Linked DNA regions of Homo sapiens: regions 2 and 3 are each linked to region 1. The links are chromatin contacts, found by Hi-C or POLR2A ChIA-PET in ENCODE. All regions are on one chromosome and are shown on one strand. Each heading gives the region's core, a stretch centred on a gene start or an enhancer-like site at or near the end of the contact. The rest is flanking DNA. Distances are from core to core; before and after follow the strand shown. Region 1 overlaps MECOM (MDS1 and EVI1 complex locus). Region 2 overlaps MECOM (MDS1 and EVI1 complex locus). Region 3 overlaps MECOM (MDS1 and EVI1 complex locus).

Region 1 (3,009 bases), core at 418-2,917:
CGCACATTAAGCTATCGCCGTGGCCACCATTTACACGGAGTTACTTAAAACAGAATAAATATATTACCCTATAATTTAAGTCATAAAAATCTACTGAGGAAGTTTAGTCTCTACTAGCCACACAAATAAACAGGTATGATACCATAGAGAACAACCGACAGATACCCCATCTCTGTGGGTTCATTTTGACTTCCTTGCACAAGTAGGTAACAGGAGGGTGGATGATCCGCAGATAGCCAGAGCCATATATTTAGAAGATGAACTCATAACAGAATGATCTGGATTTTGGCACCTGAGTAAACATGACTACATGGGTTTGTATTAACTTCTATTTGACATTCACAGAGAATTCCCACCTCTTGCCTGCATACATGAACTATAGCTAGACTCTTGGAGTCTTTTTTTTTTAATAAAACATTTTTGTGGAGACAATAAAATATATAACACAAAGGAAAGATTCTGATATAGGATTACATTTTGGGTTTGTAATAAACTAGAACATTGTACTTAAAGATAACACTGCTCAAGTTCAGAAAGATTTTTAAAAAGCAAAATATTTAGCATTTTCGTAAATTATGCACAATTAACATAACCTCACTACTATATACATGAAATGTTTAAAAATAAATAAATAGGCCGAGCACGGTGGCTCACACCTGTAATCCCAGAACTTTGGGAGGCCAAGGCGGGCAGATCACTGAGGTCAGGAGTTTGAGACCAGCCTGGCTAACATGGCAAAACCCCGTCGCCACTAAAAATACAAACATTAGCTGGGCACTGTGGCACGTACCTGTAATCCCAGATACTTGGGAGGCTGAGGCAGCAGAATCACTTGAACCCAGGAGGTGGAGATTGCAGTGAGCTGAGATCACACCACTGCACTCCAACCTGGGCAACAGAGCGAGACTCCATCTCAAAAAACTATATATATATTTATTTTACATATTTTATTTTACAAAATAAAATATATATGTAATATATATATATATAATCCCCATAATTTCAAAATTTATAAAAATTTCAGCATAGGGTAGTTTTTCTCACTCATCTACAAACATAATCAGAATTTACAACATGGCCTTGACAACAATTTTATTATACATCCTAAATTATCAGTGACTCTAATTAAATATTTTAATAGCTCTATAGTGAAATTAATGCTTAGGGCAGTAATCATTTGACTACTATAAATCATGTAAAGCTAAAAGTTTAGCAATATAGCTTATAGGTTGATAATCCAGAAGAGAAATATATTTTTATTTTAATGGGAAGAGACATCTTACTGTGTGCTTTTAAAATAAATTAGGTTTAAGAAGTCTACAAATTCTGAAAAGTTACAGGAAAAAAAAAGGATCCATTAATCAAAATTGTGTGACATGAAAAAATTTCATTTTTCAGAATGATCTTTAAGAAGATAAAACTTTCAACAGGGATCACAAGAGCTGGGTTGTTTAATTTGCAGTAGAATTTTTGAAATCTGGAGGAAGGATGACACTCAAATCAGATGTATGCACTTGACTTGTCAATGTAATGGAAAGTTACTTCGGGCAATGATCCCAATAATGCCACAGCTTGGGTGGGAAGTTTACAAGGAAAAACAGGAAGTGATGCCAGGGATCACAAAAGGACACTTCCCTTTTGACTGGAATGAGTATTTTACAAATCAAGGAGTGCTATGCATCCAGGGTGAGGCAGGGGGAGGCAGAGTGTCTCTCAGAAAAGCCTGTAACCTGTGGTCTCACACAGTGACTTCAGAACTTGTGGAATTTTGAATACTGTATCCAATTAGGAAAGTATCCTTTTTGTGTTCACATACTACAGAATGCAGTCCATATCAGTGTTAACTTTTATTTCTTAATCATTCTGTATTAGGCATCAAAAAGCCTACTACTGCTTGCCCAAAATCATTCAGGGAATTAAAAAGTTCTCTCTTTACTTACTCTTACAGTTTTATTTTGACAGACAATGTTGCACCGTATCCAATTTAAATTTGTGATGACAGTGGATTTGGGCGTGCAAATGTGACAGAGAACTTTCTCTTTCTCCCCCTCCTTCTACACCACACACCTACCCCTACGTATATAGCTGCGTGTGTGTGTGTGTGCTGTCTCCTGAGCTATGTCATGATCTTGGATGTGTGTCTGTGGGGCCCCAGTGTTGCTGCTGTGGGCTTTTTGCAACAACTATAAAATTCAGCACATTATCCTCATCTCGCTATAACAGCAAACATCGAAGTATCACAGAATCAAAGGAATTAGTTGAAAATAATTTCATAGACAGAGGTACTTAGCTTTTTATAGCTCTGGCTCAACTTGAATATCAATCTATATTAGGTCCTTTAAAAAAAAATTTAATAGGCCAGGCGCGGTGGCTCACGCCTGTAATCCCAGCACTTCGGGAGGCCGAGGAGGGTGGATCACGAGGTCAGGAGATCCAGACCATCCTGGCTAACATGGTGAAACCGCGTATCCACTAAAAATACAAAAAAATTAGCCAGGCGTGGTGGTGGGCGCCTGTAGTCCCAGGTACTCGGGAGGCTGAGGTAGGAGAATGGCCTGAACCTGGGAGGCGGAGCTTGCAGTGAGCCAAGATGGCGCCACTGCACTCCAGCCTGGGCGACAGAGCGAGACTCCGTCTTAAAAACAAAACAGAACAAAACAAAAACTTAATGAGATCATTCCTAGGTTAGAAGGTAAACTTATAGCTAACTTTCTTCTTGGCAAAAAATCAGGATGCTATATATACACCACTATATATTTGAGCACACACATGTAGCTACATATGTAGGGGTGGGTGTGTGGTGTAGAAGGAGTGAGAGAAAGTCTGTCACACTTGCATGCCCAAATCCACTGTCATCATAAATTTAAATTACATATATAGGTGTGTGTATATATATAATGGTATATATATATTATATACATTAGTTTGCTATATATAATAATAGCATGTGTATATATATATAAAATCATCCTAATTTTTTATCAAGAATACAGTTAACTATAAGTTTAC
Region 2 (3,126 bases), core at 8-2,507, 280 kb after region 1:
CAAACTAATGTGTTTTTTCAGGAAGCTAATTCTGTGACTTCCTTAAAGAGAGGGTTGCTCTTCCCAAGGGTTATCGGCAAGCCACTGCTCTGGCTCCTTGTGCCAGTTGTTCTTCCTGACTGGCCATTTCCCCTCTGGCTGGAGATAACCCTGCAATGACTTCAAATTCTTTCGTTCAGTATCTGATTCCATCTCCATCATAAAGCCTTCCTCAGAGCATGGTTGGACCTAAGCATTTCCACGTCTTAGTTCATTCCCAAGATCCCAAGTTGACTTTTGCTTGAACTTCAGTGGAAAATCCAAATCATGTGAAAATCAAAAAGAAAATAATGGCTCTTTCTTGATTCTATTTTCTAAACATATGGTAATGAACAATAAATGTTTACAGGTAGCTGTGATGGCTACAGAAAAATTTTCTTTGGGACCCCCATAAAATAGATTATATTCAGTAAACACAGCCAAGCATGCATAAACTTTAAGAAAGATTTTAGCCTTCTATCCATTCAAACTATTACCCTATTTCTTCCCTCTTTATTGCTACCATTCCTTCTGAAAAAGAGTTTATAAATTCATAACACATTAAAATGAGCAGACTCTTTAGTTCCTTAATCCTAGCAGTCTGATTTAGTAATTTCTTTAATGGCAATATTATTCTCCCCATGCCACAGTTCATATTTGACTTCTCTTGACTCCTTGCTTCCCACTTACTATCAGCAACCAAGTCCTGCTTATTCTTACCTTATTATATTGTTCTTTCTATCCCTATTGCCACAACCTACTTCAGGTCCTTATCATTTACTCCCAATGCTTCTTTTGCAATAGCCCACTAACTAGCTCTCTAATTCTTCAATTTTTCTCTTTTTCTTTTTCTTTTTTTTTTCTTTTGAGATGGAGTCTTACTCTGTTGCCCAGGCTGGAGTGCAGTAGTGTGATCTCAGCTCACTGCAACCTCTGCCTCCTGGGTTCAAGTGATTCTCCCGCCTCAGCCTCCCAAGTAGCTGGAATTACAGGTGCCTGCCACCAGGCCCGGCTAATTTTTTTTCTTTTACTGGTATTTTTAGTAGAGATGGAGTTTTACCATGTTGGCCAGGCTGGTCTCAAACTCCTGACCTCAGGTGATCCACCCGCCTCGGCATCCCAAAATGCTGGGATTACAGGCATGAGACACAGCTCCCGGCCAGTTTTTCTCTCTTGTAATTCATCCTGCATACCTTTGCCAAAACAAACATCCTAAAGCATAATTCTGATTATGTCTCCTCACATTTCAGACATTCCAATGGCTTCTCATTATGTCTAAATAAAGTTCAACTCATATAAAGTCAATGTGTTTGTTGAGTGAATCAGTACAAAAATTCCATATGTAGGCTTTAGCTATTTATCGAATAAAGTACAAAAGAAGAGTTTTGTTTTGTTTTGTTTCTTAGGCCAACATATGCCATATATCCTGTTTGTGGCCTCAGAAATGTGTGAATCACATTGATAAATCAGCTGAAAAAACAAAAGTTAGTATTTTACACCTTCTCTTCTCTAGAGTCTTAAAAACTCCTTCAGACTTCAACTGAATATGCGCTTTATTTCTGTTCTCTCTATTGATTCTTCTTCATTAATGTTTAATCCAAGGAGCTTTGAAGTACAAGATGACAAAATACATAATTTGTACCAATGTTCACAATTATTTCTTCCATATCAGTTAAGTGTAATTTGAAATATTATATCTTAAATTAATAAAGAAGATTTAGTAAAAACATGTTTACCTGTGTGAAAAATATTTATTGAAAATAAAACTTATTTTTAAATCCCACGAAAATAACAGACCAAAATGGCAGTGTAAGTACATGCCAAAATTGCCCCCTGTTCAAAAGCGAGAAATAATGGATAATGATTTTTAAAATATATGAAAGTGAAACTCTGTCCAAAAGCAAGAAAGTTTTCATGGACCATAAAAGAAAAGGAAACCTACAATACTAAAGGATGCTCGGTTTATGCCCAAAGATGAACAGTAGGTTTTGGGTTTCAGTGTTTATACAGAAAAGGGCCTGAGCCTGCCCCACACATGACCCAAGTACACTGCATAAAGCCAGAGTTAAAACTTCACTGCCAGCCTCTGAACAGAAGGCTGTTCTATCCACACTATCACAAGACCTGGTGGAGTTGAGGCAACTGCTGAATTACCATACAGGGAAGAATGAATTCAAGAAAATTCCCATGCAAGATAGGCTCTTAAAAAATAAATTTACACAAGAAAATCAGCACTGTAAAGGTAATTGATAAGCCCAATAGAAGGGAAACCTATACAAAGAAATAGAAATAACTAAGCAATCTGAAATGGACTTTAAATAATGATGTTTACAATTCTCTAAGAGGAAAAGGAGCATTAGCATCAGTGAAACAAAAGTAGGGCTATAGAAAAAACAATACTTATGAAAAAAACCAATTGGAAATTTTTAGATGGAAAAGCGTGAAGTAAAAAATTCAACACATGGTCTAAAGAATAAACTGCACACAGCTGAAGGGAAAATTAGTTAATTTTACGAAGAAACAATAAATCTCACAGAATGTAAAGAGATAAAGATATTTAAATAAATCAGAGTTAAGAGATATAAAACTATATACATATGAGTATATAAATATCCATATGTTTATATGTATACATATATATACCAGAAGGAAAGGACAGAAGAGATACAATATTTGAACAGATCATGGCTAAGTTTTCCAGAATTAATAAAAGACATGAGCACTAGAAACAGTCACAAGAAGTACCAAAAAAGAAAAGTCCAAACTTAGAGATGTTGCAGTAAGACTTCAAAAGGTCCAGGATACAGAGAAAAATCTTAAGCTTGCAGAGAGAAAAGACAGATTACCCACAAAAAAAAAAAAAAAAAAAAAAAAAAGAGTATAGTCAGAATAAGAGAAGAACTGTTCTCCTCAATAACCAGAGCTGCTAAAAAACAATGGACAAGTATTTTCAAAGTTCCAAGGCAAAATAGCTAAACCAGAATTCTGTATCCAGTTGTCAAACCATCATTCAAAAGAGCAGACAAGAAGAAGATATTTCCAGACTTATAAGACCTAAAAAAGCTAACTTCTCAGGAGCTATCTTGGAAAGAAATACTAAACAATTTA
Region 3 (3,061 bases), core at 390-2,889, 360 kb after region 1:
TATGGAAGATTTTTAAATTTCCTTCTAGGAAAAATAAACAATTAAAACACATCCTATGAAGATATGTTAAAGACCACGTTGAGTTGGAAATGAAATAAAATGCTGCATGTTCTGCATTTTTTTAACTCAAGAAAAACTTTTTTGACTTTCATGATGTGCATATGGCCATTAATTTCAATGTGATATTATGGTTTTTGGCTGAACAGACAGTATGTATGTATGTATGTAAGCAAACAAAACAAATGCATTTTGTATTCAAATTTATACAACTCCATACATTTTTATGCTGTTTATTTGAAAATTAATTTTGGCTTAGGCCTCAGAGACAGCAAATGTTGTCAAGATTTGAGGGCTACCTGAAAAGCCTTGGGGACAGCATTACCCTTATGCATAAGAAACAGCAAAATAAAATAAAAATAAATGAATTTCCAAATACGTCATGGCTAATCCCTTGAGCTGACCTACAGATGAATTATGGAGGTTTTGCTACAGGACTGAGATCTGGTGATTTCACCGAGAGATTTATCTTATTTTCCAACTTATTTTCATATCTTATTTCCTTTTCTTTTAGAATTAGACTGTAAATAAAAGAGCTAAGAGTGAAGGAAGCTCCCTTTCACAGAACTCATATTGGATTGATAAATTAAAATGGTGAGATGAGTTTTGTATGACCCATCCTCAAGGATTTGGGAAATTTAGCCGATGCAAAACAAGGCATTAATTTGGAGAGGCCTAGCTACTTACAATGCTTAGTATTCTGACAATGATGAATGGCATCATTCCAAGCAAATGGTAATTTCACTTTTTGTGACGGTACTTTAGAGCAAAACCGACTTTCTTCACACAAAGAATTTGCAATCCTATTGAACAGAGGCAGTACCTGAATATCAGAAATCCTTCATTGTTTAAGTATCATCTGATATTCTTGATTGGCTTCAGACTGAAGGTTGGAGTTGAATTAGGGAGAACGGAGGTTAAGTCCTAACCTTGAAAGACTTAGCAGCCATTGAAACACTGCCTTTGGGCACTTATTGGCCTGTATTTATAAAAAAAAAAAAAACTTTTCAATTCAATGAGGGGAGGGAGAAAACACAAAACTTGTCACATTCATCAAGTGAAGCCACTGGAAAGACATCTACAGAACACCCAAAAAGCATAATCTTTCCGAAGCGCTGATAGAAATGGTAATTGGATGGGTCAGGGAATAATACAACCGAAGCAGGGGCAAAGCAGAATATCGCTAAAAAATCAAGGTCAAAAAGAAAAGAACAGACCCTTCTTAACTAGTAAAAAACTTACACTTGGCCTTTGTACTAAGGGAAAAATATACCTGTTGCTACCCGTAATTTATGTCCTCACAAAAACCTCTCGAATAGAACCTTCAAACATAAAAAGCATTAAAGACCCTCAGTTTCACAGCCCATAAGAAAGCTTCGCCTTAAATATTGGCTCCATCAAAATAAGTTTTCTGCATGCAGAAAAGAAAATGATTTTTAAAAGGAGCAACTAAAAGCAGTGACTCCCTTTCTCAATCTAAGCCATCTGTCTTTCCAGCAGGGGAAGGTGTGCCCTGCGGGGGTAGAAATACATTTAACAAACTCTACCCTGGGGGACTGAAAAAGACCAGGCACTCCGAAGACTGGCAGAGAATGCCAGCACTGTCTCCCCAGAGAGGAACAGACCTGATGAATCACCAAATCTGGGTTGCTCGTTTTCCTGCCTTCTTTGCTAATGAGCTAATCAGGGCTGAGCCAAATGACACATGTAAACAGATGAGCCGTCCGGGGATGCCGCCTTGTCCTGCTTTTATCTTACACAAACACCTCCACACTGGACTTAGAAGGCTTTTGGCACAAGGCAGAGAACTGATATTCTGGGCTGCATCCAGCTGGGAAAGGAAGAGAACTAGTGAAGTGGTGTGTCGTTCAACTGGTGGAACTGCACGGATGCAGGTGTCTCCTTACTGACAAAGATATCAGTTAAGGGGGGAAACAGTCCCTGAAAAGACAGTATCTGGAGCCCCTCCTCTTCATCCAAGGAAATAAAGCAGAACACCCTCAAAACCTCTCTGGACAGGTTCCCTTAAGAGTTAAAAAAAAAACAAAACAAAAAACCCAAAGCTCAGCCTAGCATTTCCCTGTAAACCGTACAAATTCACTGATACACAAGAAAGACAGCATCATTTGTTAATTCGCAAAATTCTAAGGTGCCTGTATACCCATTTCTATTAATCTAGGAATTCAACTTTCCACATTAGATTTCTACAGTGATGCAGGGTAGGAGATGGAGTTTATGATTTGTGCTGACAGAGCCACATCATATTTTAGGGAGATGACATTGCTATTGATGGTTCCTTCTAATCTATTCCCAGTAACATGCTCATCTGTATGTTTTCCCCAGGCACCAGAAGAACAATCTCAGATCCTTAAAACAGTATGTCATTCCTTTCCACACATCTCATATGCACATATATTATTATTATTTAACGTTTATTAAGTACCAACAGTATGCTAGGCACAATAGACATAGGGGGCCATAAAAACATATTTAACGCATCAAAAACCACAATAAAAGGATGCTGTGTATGTGACAGAAGACGATAAAAATCTCTGCAATTCATAGTTCAAGATGAAATGCACCCCAAGTCCCAGAGAAGCCTTGGAACAGTGTGGCACATCAAAAAAGGTATTGGAATTTTTATTCAGCCAGCGTAAGGAAGGTTATGCATACCTTACAATTAAACATGGCCTTCCTCAACCTTCCCAACATTCTGCAACAATGAATTCTCTAATGGTAAGCCACTAATTACTTAATTTATCTAGTTAAACTTCAGCACTCTACCTCATTCTCAATCATAATAGCATATACTCTGTACCAAGCACTATGGTAGTCATTTAAAATGTATTTCTCTGTATGAGAGTGGGGTTGAAACTTGGAAAGGTTCAGTGATGCATCCAAGGTCCATGATCAGGATTTCATTTTATTGTCTGTTTTCCAGGATTTCACTTCCTGTTTTACACACACACACACACACACACACACACACACACACACACACAGA

The links. A loop is a pair of places that touch in the nucleus more often than their neighbours do. ChIA-PET counts read pairs that join two places held with the same protein, here RNA polymerase II (POLR2A). Pooled maps may share reads with other maps.
Region 2: a loop to region 1 is called in a map of endothelial cell of umbilical vein, with 10 times the contacts of the local background. The contact joins two enhancer-like sites. A Hi-C loop is called at or near these places in 3 of 168 maps with a recorded cell type or tissue (Calu3, PC-3 and endothelial cell of umbilical vein) and 4 of 50 pooled maps. POLR2A ChIA-PET finds 5 or more read pairs at or near these places in 1 of 52 experiments (Panc1).
Region 3: a map of PC-3 shows a loop between it and region 1 (5-fold over the local background). The contact joins two enhancer-like sites. A Hi-C loop is called at or near these places in 3 of 168 maps with a recorded cell type or tissue (Caco-2, IMR-90 and PC-3) and 4 of 50 pooled maps.

What each region holds. Positions count from the first base shown.
Region 1 is chr3:169,216,869-169,219,877 of GRCh38, forward strand. The region is part of intron 2 of MECOM (MDS1 and EVI1 complex locus); the gene reads right to left. Among named protein-coding and RNA genes, the nearest start is that of LINC01997, 220 kb to the left of the region's middle. Within about 2 kb of position 1,668, at least 2 of the 41 ENCODE cell types and tissues checked have a DNase peak (open chromatin) inside an H3K27ac peak, as active enhancers do; they include endothelial cell of umbilical vein, where a contact is called at or near this core.
Region 2 is chr3:169,496,479-169,499,604 of GRCh38, forward strand. All of the region lies in intron 1 of MECOM (MDS1 and EVI1 complex locus), which reads right to left. Among named protein-coding and RNA genes, the nearest start is that of MECOM-AS1, 50 kb to the left of the region's middle. Within about 2 kb of position 1,258, at least 3 of the 41 ENCODE cell types and tissues checked have a DNase peak (open chromatin) inside an H3K27ac peak, as active enhancers do; they include endothelial cell of umbilical vein, where a contact is called at or near this core.
Region 3 is chr3:169,573,781-169,576,841 of GRCh38, forward strand. All of the region lies in intron 1 of MECOM (MDS1 and EVI1 complex locus), which reads right to left. Among named protein-coding and RNA genes, the nearest start is that of MECOM, 88 kb to the right of the region's middle. Within about 2 kb of position 1,640, at least 3 of the 41 ENCODE cell types and tissues checked have a DNase peak (open chromatin) inside an H3K27ac peak, as active enhancers do.